Regions from separate parts of the Homo sapiens genome. Here all the other regions are linked to region 2. A link is a contact called in ENCODE Hi-C or POLR2A ChIA-PET data. All regions are on one chromosome and are shown on one strand. The core of a region is the stretch at or near the end of the contact, and the rest is flanking DNA. Distances in the headings are between cores, read along the strand shown.

The links. Hi-C counts contacts between places; a loop is a spot of excess contacts on that map. ChIA-PET counts read pairs that join two places held with the same protein, here RNA polymerase II (POLR2A). Pooled maps may share reads with other maps.
Region 1: a map of sigmoid colon shows a loop between it and region 2 (17-fold over the local background). The contact joins the promoter of OSBPL11 here to the promoter of PIK3R4 in region 2. A Hi-C loop is called at or near these places in 2 of 168 maps with a recorded cell type or tissue (naive thymus-derived CD4-positive, alpha-beta T cell and sigmoid colon) and 11 of 50 pooled maps.
Region 3: a loop to region 2 is called in a map of B cell, with 23 times the contacts of the local background. The contact joins the promoter of ARMC8 here to the promoter of PIK3R4 in region 2. A Hi-C loop is called at or near these places in 1 of 168 maps with a recorded cell type or tissue (B cell) and 3 of 50 pooled maps. POLR2A ChIA-PET finds 5 or more read pairs at or near these places in 1 of 52 experiments (activated naive CD4-positive, alpha-beta T cell).

The regions. Positions count from the first base shown.
Region 1 is chr3:125,593,265-125,596,918 of GRCh38, forward strand. OSBPL11 (oxysterol binding protein like 11) reads right to left here and starts at 2,233. Exons shown (of 13, transcript NM_022776.5): 1 at 1,373-2,233. The coding sequence starts at 1,536. RefSeq lists enhancers at 761-820, 1,781-1,840 and a silencer at 1,941-2,350.
Region 2 is chr3:130,745,157-130,748,647 of GRCh38, forward strand. It overlaps PIK3R4 (phosphoinositide-3-kinase regulatory subunit 4), which reads right to left and starts at 1,673. Exons shown (of 20, transcript NM_014602.3): 1 at 1,162-1,673; 2 at 1-108. The coding sequence starts at 62. RefSeq lists an enhancer at 1,354-1,413 and a silencer at 2,648-2,697.
Region 3 is chr3:138,185,445-138,189,219 of GRCh38, forward strand. It overlaps ARMC8 (armadillo repeat containing 8), which reads left to right and starts at 1,857. Exons shown (of 22, transcript NM_001363941.2): 1 at 1,857-2,155. The coding sequence starts at 2,111.

The DNA of each region.
Region 1 (3,654 bases), core at 983-3,482, 5.2 Mb before region 2:
GGCCTAGACCTCTCAAACTAACTGAATATATCTTCTTATCCTACAGTCACTTACCAATAAAAAGTTATCTTCTGGCCAGGCGCGGTGGCTCAAGCCTGTAATCCCGGCACTTTGGGAAGCAGAGGAGGGCTGATCACTTGAGGTCAGGAGTTCGAGACCAGCCTGGCCAACATGGTGAAACCCCATCTCTACTAAAAATACAAAAATTAGCCAGGTGTGGTGGCGCACGCCTGTAATCCCAGCTACTCGGGAGGCTGAGACACGAGAATCGCTTGAACCCAGGAGGTGGAGGTGGTAGTGAGCCGAGATCGCGCCACCACACTCCAGCCTGGGTGACAGAGCCAGACTCTGCCTCAAAAAAAAAAAAAAAATTATAATCTTCTATACTTCACTTCTATATGTTAATATAGTCATGCATATTTCATACATATGAATATTATTCATGATAAATGTATATCCCTCACAAAATCTTGGCTTTAATCCCTTCCAAGTTTCACAAAAATTTCACAAGCACAAATAAGCACAAAGGCTAAAAAGGACTACAGTTAGGCACATAGGAGTCAATCAAAACTTAAGAATTCATCCCTTTAGTTCCAATACGATGGGATGTGCTGGTTTGTTTCATTCATTCTTAAGGTTCTGGATAGTTCTTTCTCCCTACACTTCATATATGAAAAAACAAAAACAAAACTTGTTGCCTCTCCAGGACTCTCCTCCTGTTCCTTAAGTTGTTCATTCATATTAGTGAAAATTAACAAATATAGACTTTCTCATCAACACAGAGAGCATTGAAGTGGCCTGAGCAACGCAAACTGAACATCTCCAGGCTCAGGTTTAGTTTATCAGAGGCATTAGGATCTCTACCTTTGTCCTTGCATTCCAATTACTTATGTACATTCCCCTTTCCAAGTCACAAATACCTTCAGGGCAAGAATCTTTTCTGATTCTGGAGAAGCTCTGGACAAGTAAGTTTTGAGCACCAGTATTTGCTACCCTCTCGAGAAAGCTGAGTTAAACAGTTCCTGCCCTCGCAGTCTATCAGAGAAAGCTGGCTTGTAAATAAATTGCAACATAGGCAAAAGCAGAAGTGAGTACAGAATTAAATCTGAGGAAGCATTAACTCTCTGACTGTAGAGGAAGTTCAGGGATACATTTCTGTGTTCCTCAAAAGGCCTTCCATAAATACCTGTTGAATGAACAAATGAATGGATTAAATCTTTTAGGCGAGGTCCCAGATCCAAACGAGATGTATCAGTAGCTTCTGGAAGCCAGTGAAAAAACTTTTATCTTTCAACAATTGCGGGATGCAGCCTCCAGGGCATATTCACCCCTACCTCCACCTCGGGAAATAATTTTGGAGAAAGGAGCATACCTGTACTGCCAGCCTTTTGCACTGCCACCGCGGCTGCTGCTGCTGCTACTGATTCCACCTCCACAGCTGCTGTTCTTGTTCGGGGTCACCGCTGTGGCCTGGCCCTCCAGCTTTCCTTCGCTCTCCGAGACTTTCATTGTGGACACTGGTTCACCCCCCTGCATCTTAACGCCAAAGTCCACTTGCCCTTCTTGAGCGGGAGAGAACAATTCTGTAGTTCTGTAGGTGACTTTTTTTTTTTAAGATTTGATCTGAATATGATACCGGTTGCTAAATCACACGGCGGCTGGGGCGGGACTGTCAAATGGTCCAGAAAAGGAAGATACACATTCCCACAGAAGTTAAACTTTTGAGAGGGCAGGGGAAGCAACGAGGACAGATATCCTTCACATGTATCTCTCTCCTTTCCGGCAAAAGCAAGGAGGAAAAAGCATCCGGCGAGAAGACTTAAGTGACATACTCAAAAGAGAAGGAGTGTGGGGAGGTCGCAGATTCTGTAGCCAAGACGGCTGGGAAAAGGACGGAGCGCCACGGACAGGGGACCCGCGGCCTAACCTCGGGGCTGACCCGCCGCGCTCCCTCGTCTCCTCCGCAGGTCCTCAGGCAGTGCGTCCAGTCAAGCCCGCTCGGCAGTTCCCGCCGCAGCCCCCGAGATACAGCCAGGGCCGGCGCGCGCAGCCGGGGAGGAGGGTCGGGGAATGAGGCCGCCGGGGGCGGGACGCCGGCTCCCGGGGCCGCCTCTCCCAGGGCCAGAGGCGAGCCACTCGGGACAACTTCCTCTTATGCCCCTGGCCCGGGCCCTCGACTGGGTTCCCAGGAGCCGGTGAGTCTCTCGCGCTATCTCCAGACCCAAGCGCGAATGCCAGGGCCGCGGCCGCCGCCCCACCCACAGCCCCACAGCCCCACAGCCCCACAGCGGGTCAGCCACCCCCCGCCCCCTGCTCCCTTCCCGCCTTCCCTTCCGGAGTAGCGTGAGCTCACTTCCCTCACAGCCGAAGCGTCTGGCGCCATCTTGGGTCAGGGCGGCGGGTCCCTGAAGGAGGCGGAGGCTCTGGGAGCTGGTAGCTGGGCGACTGGCTGATGGGCGAGGGAGGGCGAGGGAGGGCGCCGCAACGGAACGAGGAACCCGGACAGTGAAGGAGGAAGAAACAAAGGAGCCAGCAGCACTAGAGAGTTCCCTTCTGGTGTGTGAGTGCCCGCCTTCCTTTTTTTTTTTTTTTTTTTTGAGACGGAGTCTCGCTCTGTCGCCCAGGCTGGAGTGCAGTGGCGCGATCTCGGCTCACTGCAAGCTCCGCCTCCCGGATTCACGCCATTCTCCTGCCTCAGCCTCCCAAGTAGCTGGGACTACAGGCACCCGCCACTACGCCCGGCTAGTTTTTTGTATTTTTAGTAGAGACGGGGTTTCACCGTTTTAGCCGGGATGGTCTCGATCTCCTGACCTCGTGATCCGCCCGCCTCGGCCTCCCAAAGTGCTGGGATTACAGGCGTGAGCCACCGCGCCCGGCCGAGTGCCCGCCTTCCTAACCACGTCCTAGCCTTCCATTTGAGGGGCCGTTCCAGGCATTTTAGGAAGAAAGCTTACAAAAATAAGAAAGTACAAGAACGAAGCAAACATCTGTACGTTTTAGTTACTTGGGGTGGGGGGGGGGCAAGCATGACATTGGAGTAAAGCCAATCATTATTATAAATTAAAAAGAAGCTGTCATGGAAATTAGAGATCTCAGAACAGAGCTAGGTACTCTTCCAGACCCCAGACAAATCTTTCACCTTGTTTAGGCCTTGGTTTTGGATTTGTAAAACAAGAGTGCATGGGTAGATTTCTAAAGTCTCTCCTAATTGCTAATTTTAGTTTATAATAACATGACTTGAGGCTGGGCACAGTGGCTCACGCCTGTAATCCCAGCACTTTGGGAGGCCGAGGTGGGCGGATCACTTGAGGTCAGGAGTTCGAGACCAGCCTGGCCAACATGGTGAAACCCATTCTCAACTAAAAATACAAAAATTAACCGGGCATGGTGGTGCGTGCCCGTAATCCCAGCTACTTAAGAGGCTGAGACAGAAGAATCACTTGAGCCTGGGAGGCGGACGTTGCAGTGAGCCTGAGGAAGGAGAGAGACCCTCTCATATTGTTTTATACTCAGTACCTGTTTTAAGAAAAAAAGAAACAGCAAGGAAGTAAAACCAAAGACAGGCAGCCCAGCGCCAGGCCGGAAACCAGGCCTGGGCCTGCCTGGCCTAAACTCAGTAGTTAAAAATCAACTCATAACTTAGAAACCGATGTT
Region 2 (3,491 bases), core at 423-2,922:
GAAAAATAACTCTCTACAGAAAGGATCTGGGAGGGAGCAATGCCAGCAAGCTGATTTCCCATAATGGCAAGCACCTCTGTGGTCTTTAGTAAGGTTAGGATATAATACCTGTTTAAAATAAAAACAAATGAAGAAAAAAGACAAGAAACAAAGAAGCTGTGAAACACCATTATTCCATTATTTGGTCTCTTCCAAAAAGACAGATGCAGCATACTTCTCTTCCACTAACAGCACTGTACCTAGCCTTCTGGGGCAGCCTCTAAATTTCACACACATTTATCTAAAAAGACCATGTTATTTTCTCCAAGAAGACCTTGTTATTTTACCTAAAAATACCCTGCTATTGCGCATCGCCATTTCCAGGAGCTGAACTATATTTAGATAGGCCTCTTCAACTTTAAGCCAAAAATGTTAGTTTGTGTTATTTTCTCATATTTAAATTTAAAATATTAATGAGCCTTTACTATGTGTTCCGTGCTGTGCTTGGGGCTATGAGAATTACAAAGTTACCATATGACATAGTTCTTGTCCAAGAATCTGTAGTTTCTTGGAAATAAGAAAGAGACACATTAAAAGCTTAAAACTGGCCGGGCGCGGTGGCTCACGCCTGTAATCCCAGCACTTCGGGAGGCCGAGGCGGGAGGATCACGAGGTCAGGAGCTCAAGACGGGGCTGGCCAACATGGTTAAAATCCCGTCTCTACTAAAAATACAAAAATTAGCCGGGCGTGGTAGTGGGTGCCTGTAATCCCAGCTACTCGTGAGGCTGACGCAGAATTGCTTGAACCCAGGACGCAGAGGTTGCAGTGAGTGGAGATCCCGCCACCGCACTCCAGCCTGGGTGACAGAGCGAGACTCCGTCCGTCTCAAAAAATAAAAAAAAAAAAAGAAAAACTGAAAACTGAAAAGGTCAAACTAAGATCTAAAAATTCAGTTAACTCCTGGACACTTCCTGCCTAATTCCAGTGTGCCCTCTCACCCAGCTAAAAGAAGGTGCAAACTTCGCTGGTCTGCAACAAGAAACCTTGCCACAGATGTTAAAGAAAAGCAGACCAAAGTATACACTAGCTAAACGTACCCCAGGGTTCTGCTAACTCAGGTTTTGCAGGAAATAAATGCCACACATATACACACACGACCTTGAGCACACATAAACATTTACCCTAGGCCTCGGGAAAGTGTCAAAATCGTTCAGAGGCTCACAACGAGGTCATAGTAGACTACTTCGGGGACGGGACGGGAAAACGCGTCAGCAGCGGGGAAGTTGTTTCTACGAAGGGTCTTTCTTCATAGACAGGAGATGGGCTGTTGGTGGAGGGGCGCAGAAAAGTCCCGATCTTCAGGAACCCCGGTGGTCCTGGGAGGAGAACTGGGAAAGCTCTCGGGGTCTCAGCAGAGAGAAGAAGCCACGCTAAAGAGTCTCCACAAGTACCCCGGGATTTGACCCCTCCAGCCCCCTAACCTGCCCTGGGGGACATGCGTTCCCGGGCCTCGTCTTCCTCTAGCGCGGATCGCTACACCCGTCCGAGCCCTCCTCGAGGGCCTCACCACCGGGCGGGGGGAGATGGAACCCGGGAGAGAAGTGCAGACCGCCAGTCCCAAGAAAACACTACACTTCAGCTGCTGCAGCCCCAGCAAACGCCGAACTCCCGGGAAAGCAACCGGTCTGACCTCACTTCCTGTCGCCGAGCGGAAGTGACGAAAAAGAGTGAGCCTTGAGGAATTGCCAGGGTAGGAAACCGGTTGCTAGGAAACTAGGGAAGGCGTGGTCTTACTTTGGGCGAGTCTACAGGGAGAAAATGATGCTCTGACAAAGATCTATTCCCCTTCCTGCTCTTCTACCTTTCATTCACGAACGCTGAGGTTTCTGACATCCCCTAGAATCTGCTCAGACACGCCTTCACTCCCAGGACAGCAGAACAGAGTTAAGAGAACTCAAGAATATTTAGGAAAACTAATATATCCCAAGCTGGATTTTTAGAGTTCTGGTGAGATATAACTTACATACCATAAAGTTCACCTGCTTAAAATGTACAAAGCAGTAGTTTTTAATACATCTATCGAGTTGTGCAATCATCCCTATAATCTGATTTTAATTTTTTTTTTTTTTTTTTTTTTTTTTTTTTTTTTTTTTTTTTTTTTTGAGGCTGAGTCTCGTTCTGTCGCCCAGGCTGGAGTGCAGTGGAGCGATCTCGGCTTACTGCAACCTCCACCTCCCGGGTTCAAGCGATTCTCCTGCCTCAGCCTCCCGAGTAGCTGAGACTACAGGCGCCCGCCACCACGCCCGGCTAATTTTTTTGTATTTTTAGTAGAGGCGGGGTTTCACCGTGTTAGCCAGGTTGGTCTCGATCTCCTGACCTCGTGATCCGCCTGCCTCAGCCTCCCAAAGTGTTGGGATTACAGGCGTGAGCCGCCGCGCCCGGCCTTTTTTTTTTTCTTTTGGAGACAGTCTGGCTCTGTCACCCAGGCTGGAATGCAGTGGTGCCATCTCGGCTTACTGCAAACTCCACCTCCCGGGTTCAAGCGATTCTCATGCCTCTGCCTCCAGAGTAGCTGGGACCACAGGCACGTGCCACCACGCCCAGCTAGGTTTTTGTTTTTTTTTTTTTTGAGACGGAGTCTCGCTCTTGTCGCCCAGGCTGGAGTGCAGTGGCGCGATCTCGGCTCACTGCAAGCTCCGCCTCCCGGGTTCACGCCATTCTTCTGCCTCAGCCTCCCGAGTAGCTAGGACTATAGGCGCCCGCCACCGCGCCGGGCTAATTTTTTGTATTTTTTTTTTAGTAGAGACGGGGTTTCGCCGTGGTCTCGATCTCCTGACCTCGTGATCCACCCGGCCTCTCAAAGTGCTGGGATTACAGGCGTGAGCCACCGCGCCCGGCCGCTAGTTTTTGTATTGTTTGTAGAGATGGGGTTTCACCATGTTGGCCAGGATGGTCTGGATCTCCTGACCTCAAGTGATCCGCCGCCTCGACCTCCCAAAGTGCTGGGATTACAGGTATGAGCCACCGCGCCCAGCCTGCCTGATTTTAAACATTTTCATTACCCCAAAAGGAAACCCTGAAACCATTCGGAGTCACTCCCTGTTCTCCCCCATTTCTCCTCCCCCTTCCAGCCCTAGGCAATCATTAATCTACTTTCTGTTTGTATACACTTGCCTTTTCTGGACATTTTATATATAATATGTGGTCTTTGTGACTGACTTTCACTTTGGGTAATGTTTTTGAGGATTATCCCTATTGTAGCTTGTATTAGTACTTCATTTATTTGTTGTTGCAAATAATTTTGTTTACCCTTTTGTTAGTTAATAGACATTTGAGTTGTTTTACTTTTACGTTATTATGAATAATGTTCCTATGTTCATAGCATTAGTCTATAAGTCTTTGTGTTGCCATATGTTTTCATTTCTGTTGGATAGATACTGAGGAACGAAATTGTGGGCTCATATGGTAGCTCTATGTTTAACATTTGAGAAACTGCCAAACTGTTTTCCAA
Region 3 (3,775 bases), core at 607-3,106, 7.4 Mb after region 2:
GGACAATCCAGAGAGGTATTCTGTATGTTTTCAGAGGTGATTGAGGAATAAACAGTGGCATCAATAATGGACAATTATCTTGAATATTTATTCTTTCTTTTTTCACTCTCCCTGACCTATCAATTTTGTTCCCTGAAAGCACTTACTAAATAAACAAAATGCACCCAAATCTTCGTCCCAGGCTCAAACTAAGCCAAAAATTCGTACAACAAACATTTACTAAGTGACTGTGCTAGGCACTGAGATAGACAACCTAGAAGATAAAACTCCCAGTGCCTGTCTTGAAGTGTATAGTGAGACAAACACGGAAACAATTAACAACAACAAAACCACCCTACAATTAAAGTGAAGTATGAAGGCATGGGGGAAAGGGTATCTAACCCATGCCTGGGGGAGACAATTCCTGGAGGATGTATTGCTTGAGCTAATGGATGGAGTGTGGATCAAATACAGTTATAATGACTCTATATACTATGTATTAGGGTTATGTTCTGCCCCATTGCAGTATGCAGTACATGATGTGATTTTAGGTGGTCCATGGATGGACATTTAAACTTTTTGTAGTTAATGTGTACTAGAATAAAAATAAGGAGCACAACAAACTTGATTTCACAGAGTATTATGGTTTAGGATAAAGCCAAAAATTTTTAATGAGTTGAAATTGGCTTTAAATAAAAATATTGAATGAATAATAATACCTAGGTGCAGATTGGCAAAGATTGTGTAGGTGGTGTACAGATTACCCAAGTTTCAGAAATAGTATTATAGCAGAAGGACTACCTAAAATAAAATTCCTGCCTTCCAGGAATTCAACAGTTTGTTAAGGAACACAGACCCATAAGCAGGGGTGGTAAATGCTACACTAAATTTGGAAACCAAGTACAGGAGGAAGACAGGAAAACAGTGAGGAGCAGAGTGCGGGAGAGGCTACCAGCTACAAGACCAGTTGGAAGGCTATTGCTGTAGTCCAGGGGAGAGGTTACAAGAGCCTGAATTAGGGTGTGGCTATAGAAATGGAAGGAATACAAGTAATGTTAACAGGCCAATTGCAACCATACTGTGAAAACCTTACTGGTTGCAAGCAGTACGAAGGTGAAACTTATCCAACCAAGTCAAGGGCAGTGTTGCACACACACACACACACACACACAAAGTAGTAGGACAGCTGAATTAATCAAGTATAATTGAAAGCATACTTTTATTTAGCTTCGGTTATGAGAGTGTTTTAGTGCGAAATATTTAGATATTTGCCCCCATTTTCCCCACTTAACTCAGAAGCTGGAGAAATGTTAACACATATTGTATAACGCTTTCTATGTTCTAGGTTTTTTCTGAGAGCTTCACGTTTGTTGACTCCTCTATCCTCATTAACCTTTATTTTATAGATGAGGAAACTCAAACAGAAGGTTAGATAACTTGCCCAGGGTAAAGCAGCTGATAAATCAAGTAGCTAGGAAGAAACCCAAGCATTCTGGCTATTCTTAACACTACACCAGAATAAACGGGGCCGGCACACAACGCTAAGGCAAGTCACGTATCTGTATCGGATCGTGAAACAATCACTCTTACGGTTGGCAAAGGTTCTGGGATCGCAATTTCCCCACCTATAAAATGGAGATAACGACGCCGGGAGTTTGGTGCAGAGAGAGAGAATGAATATGAAAGTGAACTTCAAACTATGTATGTGGCTCCACGTACTACTTTTTCCAAATATGAATACTGGAATCCATAAACTGCAATTTATCAGTCCGTAAAACTCGTAGCGTCAGGGCGAGACTCCGCCTCTGGGGCCCCGCCCACCGCGAGCGGCAGGTGGGGCCGGCAGATCTTCTTTGCGCATGCGGAAACCGCTGCCCGCTTCCACCTCTAACCCAGGCTCAGAGTAGCTGCTGTTTCTGAGAGAACGATTCGTAGGACAGCCCCTGACGCCATTCCCTTTTGCCCTTCTTTCTGCGGGCCTTTCCGGTACTTGAGCGGTGTCCAGAGCGTGGCCAGTTCTCGTCTATCTGGCTGCCTTTAGGGAGCGGTGCCTAGCGTTGGCCAATAGTTGGCTGTCGAAAGTGCCGGCCCCCGCGCCGGCGCCTGCAGCAGCCGGGTGGGAAGGCTCAAGATGGCGTGCTTGTTGGAGACCCCAATCCGCATGAGCGTCCTTTCGGTGAGTGACCCGCCGCGGCCGCCCGCCCGCCCTCCAGGAAGCCTCATCCCGGTCTCCACCATTCCCCCAAGCGTGGTGTGCCTCCTGGGCACCACCCCCTGGGGTGGACCCCGGCTCAGTCTCGGGCCAGGGAGTGAGCGAGGGTGGAGAGGCGGGATAGACGGGCAGAGGGGACCGCGGCCGAGCCAAAGACGTTTCCAACTCCGGGAGCTCCCGCCGGTGCGGGTTCCCAGGATGGCGTCTGGCAGGCGGGGTGGCTGGGCTTATAGACAACTGGCTGGGCGGCGCGGCTTGGACTTTGCCAAGCGTTTCACTGAGCCTTCCTTTTAGCGATGCCGCTTCCCGGGGGCCGAACGCTCTGCCTTGTGAAGCGCCGGGCTTGCAGCCGGCCTGAGAACGAGCGCCCACTCAGCTCTCCCGGGCTTTGGCAAGAAGAGGTGCAGGCTCCTTGGCCCCCATTTCCTCAGAGCTGCCAGGCCAAGTCTGTGCGGCTTCTATCGCGTCCCAGCACCTGGGCACCGGCTGAAGCAGTTTGCTTTTTGGCAATGGTGATTCGTATCAGCTGCAACTCTTCCTAGTGTGTGTGGTTTTTTAAGCCCCTTTCCTCCGCTCTGCTCAGAGGTCGCGGCTCTGAGTCAGAGGAACTCTATGTTCCCTGTGCCTGGTATTCCGTTTTTCTTTAAGGGGAGTCAAACATTGAAGGGGGGAAAAGGGGGTGAGATTTATTTCCCCATTGTTGAAAGAAGGGAACGTATTGACATGCCAGGAAGTAAAACCTGTTTTTTTTTTTTTTAAAAAAAGTTTTTTTAAAGAAAAAGACGACTTTCACCTTTCACTATGTTGCTCTTGAACCAGGACCAGGAATGAAAGTTACTGGGAGATAACTTCGAAGGATTTTGCAACAAATTCGAGCTGTCCGACTCTGAGAATGGTCAGTTTACCAATGGTTCATTTGCTATTGTTGGAAACAAGCAGGCAAATACTGATTGACCATCTTTTAGACTTGTGGAAGCCAGTCTGATACTGAGAGGGTAGTTGGATTATAAATGACTTGTCGGGTTCCTAGAGTCTTGTAACTACAACCGGTTTCTTTTCTCTTCTCTGACTTGTCCCACAAACAAACTCACCTATCTGAAAACACCTAGGACATTTGCTTATGATTCAGGGTTAGAGCAGTGTGGCAGACCTCAACCTTGAAAAGGCTTAAGTTGTCAATACAATAATAATTTTGTGAGGCTGTCAACAGATTTTTCCCCTGATCCATTTTAGCAGTCATTTTTTCTTATTTTTAAACTGCAACTAAGGAAATACTGTTTACCTAAGTATTAGATCAGATTAGCCTGTTACTCCATCACTGACTGTAATACCCAGGAATATTCTGTGGGAGTGCAGGCCAATGACTTTTACCTCATTATGTTAAAAAAAAATAGTATGTGTCTTGGCTGTTCTCAGTTCTCCTTTAATTATTCATTTAGATTTCATTTATCCTTCAGTTCACCTGAAGTTTACTTTTTGGATGTTGTCAACTTGTATAATGCATATGATTGAAAGTTTTCATTTGTTTCACTTCCTTGGTAAATAATATTTTCTGCTTATTTTATTCAAAAACTTCTTGAAGAG